Regions from separate parts of the Homo sapiens genome. Here all the other regions are linked to region 2. A link is a contact called in ENCODE Hi-C or POLR2A ChIA-PET data. All regions are on one chromosome and are shown on one strand. The core of a region is the stretch at or near the end of the contact, and the rest is flanking DNA. Distances in the headings are between cores, read along the strand shown. Region 1 has its middle 52 kb from the start of PAPOLG. Region 2 holds the start of C2orf74-DT (C2orf74 divergent transcript). Region 3 has its middle 40 kb from the start of REL-DT.

What was found. A loop is a pair of places that touch in the nucleus more often than their neighbours do. ChIA-PET counts read pairs that join two places held with the same protein, here RNA polymerase II (POLR2A). Pooled maps may share reads with other maps.
Region 1: a map of CD4-positive, alpha-beta memory T cell shows a loop between it and region 2 (5-fold over the local background). The contact joins the enhancer-like site here to the promoter of C2orf74-DT in region 2. A Hi-C loop is called at or near these places in 1 of 168 maps with a recorded cell type or tissue (CD4-positive, alpha-beta memory T cell) and 8 of 50 pooled maps. POLR2A ChIA-PET finds 5 or more read pairs at or near these places in 1 of 52 experiments (WTC11).
Region 3: a loop to region 2 is called in a pooled map, with 4 times the contacts of the local background. The contact joins the enhancer-like site here to the promoter of C2orf74-DT in region 2. A Hi-C loop is called at or near these places in 2 of 50 pooled maps. POLR2A ChIA-PET finds 5 or more read pairs at or near these places in 3 of 52 experiments (GM12878, Panc1 and WTC11).

The regions. Positions count from the first base shown.
Region 1 is chr2:60,805,708-60,809,952 of GRCh38, reverse strand. No RefSeq gene overlaps it. Among named protein-coding and RNA genes, the nearest start is that of PAPOLG, 52 kb to the right of the region's middle. RefSeq lists an enhancer at 2,599-2,698. Within about 2 kb of position 2,817, at least 8 of the 41 ENCODE cell types and tissues checked have a DNase peak (open chromatin) inside an H3K27ac peak, as active enhancers do.
Region 2 is chr2:61,143,664-61,147,410 of GRCh38, reverse strand. C2orf74-DT (C2orf74 divergent transcript) reads left to right here and starts at 2,436. Exons shown (of 2, transcript NR_036496.1): 1 at 2,436-2,638; 2 at 3,466-3,747. It also overlaps a transcript of C2orf74 not described here. RefSeq lists enhancers at 2,258-2,607, 2,302-3,223.
Region 3 is chr2:60,838,931-60,842,845 of GRCh38, reverse strand. No RefSeq gene overlaps it. Among named protein-coding and RNA genes, the nearest start is that of REL-DT, 40 kb to the left of the region's middle. RefSeq lists an enhancer at 1,358-1,777. Within about 2 kb of position 1,890, at least 5 of the 41 ENCODE cell types and tissues checked have a DNase peak (open chromatin) inside an H3K27ac peak, as active enhancers do; they include GM12878, where a contact is called at or near this core.

The DNA of each region.
Region 1 (4,245 bases), core at 1,568-4,067, 340 kb after region 2:
TGCCTCCCAGGTTCAAGTGATTCTCCTGTCTCAGGCTCCCGAGTAGCTGGGATTATAGGCGCCCACCACCACGCTTGGCTAATTTTTGTATTTTTAGTAGAGACGGGGTTTCACCATGTTGGCCAGGCTGGTCTCGAACTCCTGACCTCAGGTGATCCACTCACCTCGGTCCCCAAAGTGCTGCGATTACAGGCGTGAGCCACTGCACCTGGCCATGACACACTTCCTGACTTTGTTTAAATCAACTTCAATCTGATATTGAGCCGCCTTCTACTGAGCTGACAGGAAATTAATCTCAGTAATTGCTGAATGTCCCACATTCTACCCAGGGGTGTGCCAAAGTCGGCTCCTCCTGGGAAGTCTTGCTAGGCAAAGGCACTGGTCTTCGGCTCATGCTAATCACTGCTGAGGTGCTTCCTGGTCTGACTGCATTGTCCCTTGAGGTTTAATAGCCTTGCTGCTTAGAGCAGAGGAACCTTTGGCAAAGTGAATGCTCCCAGGCCTGGGGTCCAGCCTTCCTAACTACACAGATCAAACCACCCCCTTTAGGACTTGTCACCTCCACCAGTGACCTGACATGGAGCAGCACCCAGACCCCAGTCTGCTGTAACCTGCTATTTCCTCTCTCCCAATCCCAGGGTGACTCTCTTCTCTCTCCTCTTGCAACTCTCAAAGTCCCCACCCCACGAACACCAAACAAAGACAACCAGTATCTGTTCTTTACCCTGCAAAAACATCTCAGGAAAGGAACTAGGCCTGGCCACCAGCTTGGAATGCAGAGAAGGGAAAAACAGCAAACAAAACACAAATTAGCCTGGCACGGTGGCTCACACCTGTGATCCCAACACTTAGGGAGGCTGAGGTGGGAGGATCACTTGAGGCCAGGAGTTTGAGACCAGCCTGGGCAACATAGGGAGACCACAATTCTCCAAAAAAAATTTTTTTTAAAGCTGGGCATAGTCTCAGCTACTTGGGAGGCTGAGGCAGAAGGATCGCTTGAGCCCAGGAGGTCAACACTGCAGTGAGCCGGGATCACACCACTGCACTCCAGTCTGGGCAAGAGAATGAGCCTCTGTTCCAAAAAACAAACCAACCCACACAAATTAATACTGTTGGGAGCCTGCCAGTGGGATTCAATACACGACACTCTCTTTTCTCCCTTGTGAGTTTAGGACACAGACGGAGTCCAAAACATTTGCCTTATTACTAATACAGCTCATTGAAGACAGCGGCTTTGAGTGTGCTCCAAGCACGGGCTCTTCACAGTCAAGGCCACCCGCAGACACAGCAGAGCCACTGCGCAGGGCGGGAAAAACGTAAAAGGGAGGAGCCACAGGGTGTGGCCGCACATGCTTAGTTCCCTCCCCAAGCTGACCAATCGGGTAAGCCACCCCTCCTGCTTGTCAGGGCAAAGCCCAGAGCGGCCCGGAGTTCCTGCAGCAGGTCTGGGGAGGTAGGAACCGAGATTCCCGCTTAACAAATATCCATAAAGATGAGTCTGTCACGCTGTGAAGCCTGGACATCCAGCCAAGGCCTCTCTCTAGGGCTCCAGACCAATACTTCCCATGGTCTACCGTACATCTCCACGTGGATGGCCATGAGGCTAGCTCCAGTTCAACACCCCCAAATCTAAATTCAGGTACCCTCTCCCGCAGCCCTCCCCTGGTATCTCAGAGTTGATTAATGACAATACAGTCAGCCTTCCAGTCCAAGGAAGGTGGGCACCCTCCTCCACTCTTCCCTGAATACAGTTTGTCAGCGACCCCATCCTTTCTACCTCCAAAGTTTGGAACGTATTCCTTTATGTTACTTTAGTTTCTTCTCCCCATACTGCAGGAGCCTCCTTATCCTTACCATCTCCATGCCTCTGTCTTTTCCTCTCCCTCTCTTGTCCATGGGAAGCAGGACTCTGTCTACATTCCAGCCTCATACCTTTTCCCCAAATGCAACTAATGCTCCTTTCACACAGCCCTACTACAACATCCAATTTCCAGAACCTTTCCAGCCTTCCACCTCCCCCAGCTTTCACCTGGAAAACTCTTAATTGGCCTACAACATTCAGCTCTGGGGTTGTTGTTCCCCAACACCATCCCTGACCAAGGCAGAATTAAGGGGTCCCTCTGCAGTGCTCCCAACAGCACAGCATAACCTAGATATTTGTCAGCTAACTTTCTACCAGTCTGAGAGGTCCTTCAGTGTAGGGACAGGTTTAAATCTTGTTTATGCTCTGGGTGCCTAGCTAGCTCAATGCCAGGTGGATGCTAGGGGCTCGATAAACATTTATGGAATGAATAGCCATGTCCCACGGGCCCCATCAATTTAACCTTGTCAAGCCCATAGCATCTTTTCTTCTCTGCTTCCCCACGCCCTTCACCTGGTGACCTTGGTGCAGCTAATTGGTTGAAGAGTGCACAGGGAATTTAATGGTGCTTTCCCTCTGGTGTGCTCAGCTGGAGGCAGGCAAAGCAGGCTTCTCAGCAGGCAGTGAGTGGGCCATGCTAGGGGAGTGACTGCTTTGTGCAACCTCGGGGCCTCCTGCAAATCAGACTCAATCGCCTTCACTTCCTGTGCTTAGGGAGATTAGATACTGCCTAATCAACGCCAATTTTTTTTCTTTTCTTAATATTTGAAACTACCAAGTACCAGTTGCCATCCTAGTGGGTGGCTTTCAGAAATCCCCTCTTTTCTGGTGTTTGACTTCTTGTGAGTTTCAAGAAACCAATCTATTTGGAAAGAACCTGCACATAGAAGTTCTTTGAACTGCTGAGAAGCCCTGGCAGGAAGTGACTTGGGATCTGGGTTAGACAGTTTTGTCTCACTCCCAGGAGAGGTGGGAGTAATGAGATACAGTTGCATCTGTGTGTGGGCGTGGCTTTAGATCATTCCTGTGGCCATCTCTCCATGTGTGGCCCATTTTCTAGATCTAGTCAGAGCTGAAATTAGGATGGCTGTTTCTGCTATAGAACATCTATTACACATTGGTGCTGCACTTTGCCAGGCATTCTGGGAGTCCTGGGCTGGCAGAGATGAGCCTGATAAGCTTTTTCATCTCAGTTTAATGTTATAATCTTTTGTTGTTTGTTTTTTTGAGACAAGGTCTCACTGTCACCCGGGATGGAATGCAGTGGTGTGATCACCGCTCACTGCAGCCTCAACCTCCCAGGCTCAGATGATTCTCCTCCCTCAGCCTCCCGAGCAGCTGGGACCACAGGCATGTGACACCATGCCCGGCTAATTTTTTAATTATTTGTTGAGACAGGGTCTTCCTATGTTGCGCGGGTTGGCCTTGAACTCCTGGGATCAAGTGATCCATCTGCCTTGGCCTCCCGAAGTGCTAGGATTACAGGTATGAGCCACCATGCCTGGCCCTATTATAATCTTTAAGTGAACTAAAGTACTCAGTGAAAAACTTTTTTCTTTTCTTTTTTTGCCAGAGACAGGATCTCACTTAGTTGCCTAGGCTGGAATGTGGTGGCACAATCATAGCTCACTGTAACCTTCAACTCTTGGGCTCAAGCAAACCTCCTTCCTCAACCTCCCAAGTAGCTGGGACTACAGGCACATACCACCATGCTTGGCTGATGTTTTCTTTTGTAGAGACAGGAGTCTCACTGTGTTGCCCAGGCTGGTCTTGAACTCCTGGCTTCAAGTGATCCTCTCGCCTTAACCTCCCAAAGTGTTGAGATTACAGGCATGAACCACTGAGCCAGGCCTTCAGGGAAACTTTGTAAGAATTCAATGAGTTCTACACATTTCTCTGAATAAAACTGTTTTGAGAGGTATACTTGGAGAAGGGCTTGGTAACAGGGCAAAGGCCATGTATTTTCACACTATTGCACAGGAGGTGGAGATCTATTCCTCAGTCTGGCTGGAGAGACAGACACTGGCCTTCTTCCCCGATTCTTGTGATGTATTTTTAGGAGAAGGGACGCTCACTGTGGGTCAAGCACGATGCATAGTGTATGACATATGCTATTTCATGTAACTCATCATGCCACAAAAAAACTCTTGAACTCCACTTTATACTAGGAACTTTTGGATTGCCTCTTTTAATCCATTTAGCAGCTTTTTGGGTGTAGAGTCTGTTATGATCGTCACCACTTTTTCAGAAGAGAAAACTGAGGGACTGAGGCATTAACTTCCACCATTTCTTATAGTCAATAAGTAAGTGCTAGAGCTGGCAACTGAGGCTAGGCCATTGAACTACAGAGCCTCTTAAACCCTTCATTTTTTGTCATATGAAAT
Region 2 (3,747 bases), core at 1,187-3,686:
CCAAGAAAACTCTTTTGTGTGTAAAAACATGTAAAATAATATTATTGTCTGGGAAAAGTGGCTCACCCCTGTAATCCCAACACTTTGGGAAGCCGAGGCCCGCAGATCGCTTGAGCCTGGGCAGTGAGTTGTGATGGCGCCATTGTGCAGTCTCGGCAACAGAGAAAACCTTGTCAAAAAAAAAAAAGGAAAGGAAAGGAAAAATCTCCCATAATTTCACCTTTTTTTCTTTCTTTCTCTTTTTTTGAGAGTCTTCCTCTGTTGCCTAGGCTGGAGTGCAGTGGCAGGATCTCAGCTCACTGTAACCTCTGTCTCCTGGGCTCAACCGATCCCCCCACCTCAGCCTCCCGGGTAGTTGGGCCTACAGGCGCCCACCACCACTCCCATCTAATTTGGAGGTTTTTTGTTGTTGATGTTCTTTTTGTAGATGTGGGTTTTCACCATGCTGCCCAGGTTGGTCTCAAAACTCCTGTGCTCAAGCAATCCTCCTGTCTCAGTCTTCCAAAGTGGTGGGATTAGAGGTGTGAGCCACACACCCAGCCTCCAGTTTTTTTGTTTTTTGTTTTTTTTTTTGAGACGAAGTCTTGCTCTGTCGCCAGGCTGGAGTGCAGTGGCGCCATCTCGGCTCACTGCAACCTCCGACTCCCTGGTTCAAGCGATTCAATTCTCCTGCCTCAGCCTCCTGAGTAGCTGGGACCACAGGCATGCGCCACCACGCCAGTCTAATTTTTGTATTTTTAGTAGAGACGGGGTTTCACCACATTGGCCACGACGGTCTCCATCTCCTGACCTCGTGATCTGCCCGTCTCGGCCTCCCAAAATGCTGGGATTACAAGCATGAGCCACCGCACCTGGCCCCTTTTTTAATATTATATGTTTCTAGCTTTTTTAAAAAAAGTTATTGTAGTGTTATTTTTGTTTTTAATGAACAGCATTCAGATAATTCAATATATTATAATGAGGAATACATTGAGAAGTCTCTCACCCTATCTCAGTCCTACCCTCCATCTCATAAGAAACCATGACTATTAGTTTCTTGAGTATATTGCCAGAATTTATGTGGAAATAAGGATCATATGACTCTCATTTATCCTTTTCTACACAAAAAGCATAATTTATACACTGTTTGGCACCTGGGCTTTTTTCGCTTAGTAAGATATGCTAGAGATGGTTCCACATTAGTATGTTGGGAACTGATTCCTCACTCTTTTTCATAGCTGCATAATGTTCCATTGTGTGTATGTACTGTAGTTTATAATATCAGTCTTCTGATGGATACTCACGTAGTTTACAACCTTTTGCTATTACAATCAATAATCTCATACACATATTACTTTACATGTATGCAAGTGTATTTGGAGGCAAAATTCCCCAAAGTGGGATTGTTGGATCAAAATGCAAATATTATTCAGTGTGGTTTTGATAACCACTAAGGATTGCTGCATTCTGCTCCTACTAGCACTGTAACACTGCACCTGTTTTCCTGACACCCTCCTATATTGAGTATATTACCAAACGTTTCAATGTTCACCAATCATGATGATTTGCATTTTTATTAAAACTGAAGCTGGCCTGTAATCCTAGCACTTGGTGAAACTGAGGTGGGAGGATTGCTTGGGCTTGGGAAGTGGAGGCTGTAGTGAGCTGTGATCGTGCCACCTGTCTCAGAAAAAATAAAATACAAAACAGGCCGGGCGCGGTGGCTCACGCCTGTAATCCCAGCACTTTGGGAGTCTGAGGCAGGCCGATAACCTGAGGTCAGGAGTTCGAGACCAGCCTGGCCAACATGGTGAACCCCATCTCTACTAAAAATATAAAAATTAGCCTGGCGTGGTGGCACCTGCCTGTAATTCCAGCTACTCGGGAGGCTGAGGTGGGAGAATCACTTGAACCCGGGCAGCGGAGGGTGCAGTGAGCCGAGATTGCATTACTGCACTCCAGCTTGGGCAACACAGGACTCCATCTCAAAAAAATAAATAAATAAATAAAAAACACAAAAACATGCAGCTAAGCATCTTTTCATATATTTAAAGTCTATTTTTAACTACTATTTTTCTGTGAACTTGGTACCCCAGTACTTCGCCCATTTGTCTAATGCACTGCTGCCTGTTAATTCTTAGATATTTTAAATGAATATTTAATATATTTATATTTGGAAAAACTTATCCAAGGACAAAAGATGACGCTAAAACTCCTGTTATAAAACGAACATACCAGCCTTTCCCCCACGAGTCTGGAATCCGGCCAGAGCAGGATTTTAAGACTCTCGGACGACGTCAACATGTCCTCGGATCTGACTGCGCAGGCTCCAAATAGCTCGCCCGAACCCTAACATCTGTGTGCGCATGCTCGCTTGATTCCTAGCGGAAAGTTTGTGTGCGCATGCTCCAAGGAGCCGCGCCCCATCGGCTTCCCTAACGGAAAATCCGCTGCGCATGCTCATAAACCTGCTCTCCTAGGAGACCTGAAGGCTGCTTCCGCTAACCCGGGCTGGCGCTGCTAACCTCACCCAACGATCCCTGCTGTCGGAAAATGTCCAGAGGCACCATCCCTGCTATGAAGAGGGAATGCCAGTACAACAGCCACAAGGGGTCTTCCTGTGGCCCTCAAACAAAAAATCACTGCATTACATCAGCAGGTATTCAGCACCTGGCCCCCTCCAAACGGTGTCTAAAGCGAGTTTTAAAAATTAATGCTAGGGGCGGGACGGCGGGGGCGGAAAAAAATAAAAAATTAAATTACTTAAATTTTTTTCTCTTTTTTTAAAGAGTCGGATTCTCGCCCTGTTCCCCAGGCTGCAGTGCAGTGGCGCGATCTCGGCTCACTGCACCTCCGCCTCCCGGACTCCAGCAATTCTCCTGCCTCAGCCTCCTGAGTAGCTGGGATTACAGGCGCGCGCCACCACACCCGGCTAATTTTTTGTATTTTAGTAGAAACGGAGTTTCACCGTGTTGCCCAGGCTGGTCTCAAACTCCTGAGCTCAGGCAGTCCACCCGCCTCGGCCTCCCAAAGTGCTAGAATTACAGGCGTGAGCCACCTCACCCGGCCAAATTACATTAATATTTTATATTGAGGAGGAAGTTGGTTACAAAGGACTTTCAAAAGTGTCGGGGTTAATAATCTGCATATTTTAAAATATTCCAGGCCGGACGCGGTGGTTCATGCCTGTAATCCCAGCACTGTGGGAGGCCGAGACGGGCGGATCACGAGGTCAGCAGATCGAGACCATCCTGGCTAACACGGTGAAACCCCATCTCTCCTAAAAATACAAAAAAATTAGCTGGGCGTGGTGGCGGGCGCCTGTAGTCTCAGCTACTCGAGAGGCTGAGGCAGGAGAACGGCGTGAACCCGGGAGGCGGAGCTTGCAGTGAGCCAAGATCGCGCTACTGCACTTCAGCCTGGGCGACAGAGCGAGACTCCGTCTCTCTCTCTCTCACGCTCTCTCTCTATATATATATTCCATAGACTGCATTGGAGAGAAAGGCGCCGGGACAGAAAAGCCTGAGATAAACCACCTGTCATTCTTGGAGAAAAGGATGCTGCGGCTTTCCCGATTTGGTTGATGAGATGGAAAATCAACCCTTACAGGAAGGACATCACCAATTCCGGAAAGGATGCTGCGCCAGTCATGTTTCCGCACTCTGTGAGACGTTGAAATCTCCAGAAGTTGCCCAAGGTTTTCAAGCTGAACACAGGAGAAATGACTCTGGATCTCTGAGGACTGTTTTCCTCAATAAGGAGCTGCAA
Region 3 (3,915 bases), core at 641-3,140, 300 kb after region 2:
ACAGTTGCAGCTTTTCGGTATTTTTATTTGCCTGGTCCTTTGTGGAGGTTTTGTCTCTTCATTTGTATTTTTGTGTTTTACTGTAGTGGCCTAGTTTAAATTCTTTTCTGTCTTCCTTTTAATACTATAATCTCTTAGCCTACAAATTAAACAACCACATCCAATTGTGCCATCATCTGCCAGGTGGTGTGGGCTGGTTTTCTAACTCTTGTCCTACATGTGAGGGACAAATTCTGAATGCATGCCACTCTTAGTCTTCGCTATTCGCGACTATTCTCAATTAAGAAAAGGCTTATAAACGTGGAGACCCTTTAGTATCTCCTGACTTTATTCTGATTTCTTTTTTCTATGGATCTCCTCTGTGGAGATATTCTGGTTTCATAAATGAAAAACATTTATGGGTCAAGCTATGTAGCTTGATAAAAGATCCTACTACAATTTTAACAAATCAGGGGTTTTACCAAAATAATACCACTAGACCTCAACTTAAATAGCATTTTAACAAGACTGTGGCCTCTTTAACATTTGTTAAAATAGCTAGATATAGATTTTTAAAGTTATTTTTATTACATAATATTGAAGATATTATCAAAAGAAATAAACTTTGTTATAATTCTAAACTCATAGCAAAAATTATATAGATTTTGTGTATTATATAGATTATATAAGGACCTTGAAATAATGCACAAATGTCTTTCTAGATGCAAACACATTCTTCATATGACCATTATAATTTCTGAAAGAAAATCTGTATACATACATATGTATTATGTGGGAAAAAAAAGCCATCTACTGTGGCTATCATCGGATTATGAATGATTTCACATGTTTTCACTTTTTTTTTTTTTTTTTTTTTTTTTTGAGGTGGAATCTCACTCTCGTCCAGGCTGGAGTACAGTGGTGCCATCTCGGCTCACTGCAACCTCTGCGTCCTGGGTTCAATCAATTCTCCTGCCTCAGCCTCCTGAGTAGCTGGGATTACAGGCACATGCCACCATGTCCGTCTACTTTTTGTATTTTTAGTAGAGGTGGAGTTGCACCATGTTGGCCAGGCTGGTCTCAAGCTCCTGACCTCAGGTGATCCACCTCCCAAAGTGCTGGGATTACAGGCATGAGCCACCGCGCCCGGCCTGTTTTCACTTTTGTTTGTATTTTTTTGCTTCAGTAAAAAAGAGTTGAGAATAAGTAGAAAATAAGAAATATAGGCATCCTTCTGTATGTTGCAATGAAGGTCTTAATAGCAAAGAAACTGGCTTCTGGGACCAGCAGTATCAGCATCACCTGGGAACTTGTTAGAAATGCAAATTCTTGAGCCCACCCCAGACCTGCTAAATTAGAAACTCTGGGGGTAGGTCCAGCAATCTGCTTTAAGGAAACCTCAAGGTGACTCTGATGCATACTAAATTTGAAGACCACTGTTCTAAAGGATAGCACAAAACCAATTTGGCAAATGCTTAAGAGAGATCCAGTCTGGGAATAGATGTTTTGTTTTGTTCAATTTGGTCTCTGCCCCTTCCCTTCCTCAGCCAACCCGATTCATCTTGCTGCAATCAAACCTGTACCAGTGTTTCTCAACCCTGGCTGGGGAGCTCTTAAAAATGCCTGTGCCCAGGTGTCTCTCCAGGCCAATCTAATCACACCCTCTGTGGATGGGTCCCGGGCATCCAGGTGCTCCTGCTGTGCGCCAGGCTTGACAAATTCTGTTCTATATTCAGGTACTTTTGCGGTTGAAACAGATGATTGTTAACACCTGCCCTCAACTTCTTTCATTTATTTCCTGCAGACTCTGTGAAGCAGAACTCGGGCCTCTAGCGTCTGCTAGTCTAGATCTAAAGGTGTTTCCTGAGGGACAGTTTGGCCTGGCATGCAGGTACCTCTGCAGACCACAACAGTGCACCGAAAACACCCCCTCCCAGCACGCACACAAGTCTGGCTCCTCAGCCAAACATCAAACACCAACACTGCTGCCCATGCCAGATGCCAAGTGAGATAATGTGTGTTATACCCTTAGTGTGTTACAAAGAGAAAAGATTAATAAATGTTAGCTATCCTTATCTTCATTATCTAAATAAGGCATGTGGATCTCTTTTCATTTAAACTCACAAAATACCTGCTTAGAAGGCCTATCATGGTTGTTTCATCTTGAATTTTGTAACCATCAACTTTCATGTGAAGCCAGTGAGGGACCACTCACAGTCATGAGGGATGTTCTAAGCCAGCAGTTCTTAAAATGTGTATCACACGGGATCTTGTTAGAAATGTAAACTCTGGGCCCGGCACGGTGGCTCACGCCTGTAATCCCAGCACTTTGGGAGGCCGAGGCAGGCGGATCACGAGGTCAGGAGATTGAGACCATCCTGGCTAACACAGTGAAACCCCGTCTCTACTAAAAATACAAAAAATCAGCTGGGCGTGGTGGGCACCTGTAGTCCCAGCTACTCGGGAGGCTGAGGCAGGAGAATGGCGTGAACCCGGAAGGCGGAGCTTGCAGTGAGCCGAGATCACGCCACTGCACTCCAGCCTGGGTGACAGAGCAAGACTCCGTCTCAAAAAAAAGAAAAGAAAAGAAATGCAAACTCCGCTAGGCCTGGCGGCTTGTGCCTGTAATCCCAGTGCTTTAGGAGGCTAAGGTGGGAGAATTCTTCAGCTCAGGAGTTCAAGACCAGCCTGGGGAACATAGTGAGACCGCCCCCCACTGCCCCCACTCCACCACTTCCCTGCTCATAAATGAATGAGTAAAAAGAAATGCAAATTCTTTATTTTATTTATTGTTTTTGAGACAGGGTCTCACTCTGTTGCCCAGGCTGGAGTGCAGTAGCTCCATCTCGGCTCACTGCAGCCTCCATCTCCTGGGTTCAAGTGATTCTCCTGCCTCAGCCTCCCGAGTAGCTGGGATTACAGGCACCTGCCACCATGCCCAGCTGATTTTTGTATTTTTAGTAGAGGTGGGGTTTCACCATGTTGGCCAGGCTGATCTGGAACTCGTGGCCTCAAGCCATCCACCCGCCTCAGCCTCCCAAAGTGCTGGGACTACAGGTATGAGCCACCATGCCCAGCCAAGAAATGCAAATTCTTGAGGCCTACCTCAGTACTACTATATCAAAAACCCTGGAGGTGGTGCCCAGCCACCCATTTTCACAAGGCCCCCTGTGTTTCTGATGCATGCTCAGGTTTAAGAACTGCTGCTCTAAGCCTTCAGCCTCTCGAGCTTGTTGGAAATGCATGACCTCAGGCCCCACCCCAGATGACTGATTTAGAATCCCCAGGTCATTCAGATGCACATTAGAGCTTGAAAAGCACTGCTCTCGACTGTCCCCCACGGTCAGATTAGAATTAGAGCACCAGAAAGGGGTACTCTTAGATCAAAGCTTCTCGGCACCCCACAGAAATGCTGTCACAAGACAACAATTTAGGTGTAAGAAATCAACACATGAAAGACATTTCTGTATCTGTGAAAAAGAATTTTACTGCCATTCACCATCCCTGGATAAAGATTCTGTCAGCTTTCTTAGAGTTTAGAGCAAGCACGTGTGTCCTTTTTTAGAAAAGAAGGTGAAGTTATGAAACTCATGATACCTAAATTGCCAGGACACTTTCATTTTAGCTCAATTCTTTTTTTATTTTTTGAGATGGAGTCTCGCTCTATTGCCCAGGTTGGAGTGTAGTGGCGTGGTCTCGGCTCACTGCAACCTCCGCCTCCTGGGTTCAAGTGATTCTCCTGCCTCAGCTTCCCGAGTAGCTGGGATTACAGGTGCCCGCCACCATGCCTGGCTAATTTTTGTATTTTTAGTAGAGACAGGGTTTCACCATGTTGGCCAGGCTGGTTTTGAACTTCTGACCTCAAGTGATCTGCCTGCCTCGGCCTCCCAAAGTGCTAGGATTACAGACATGAGCTACGGCGCCCAGCATTTTAGC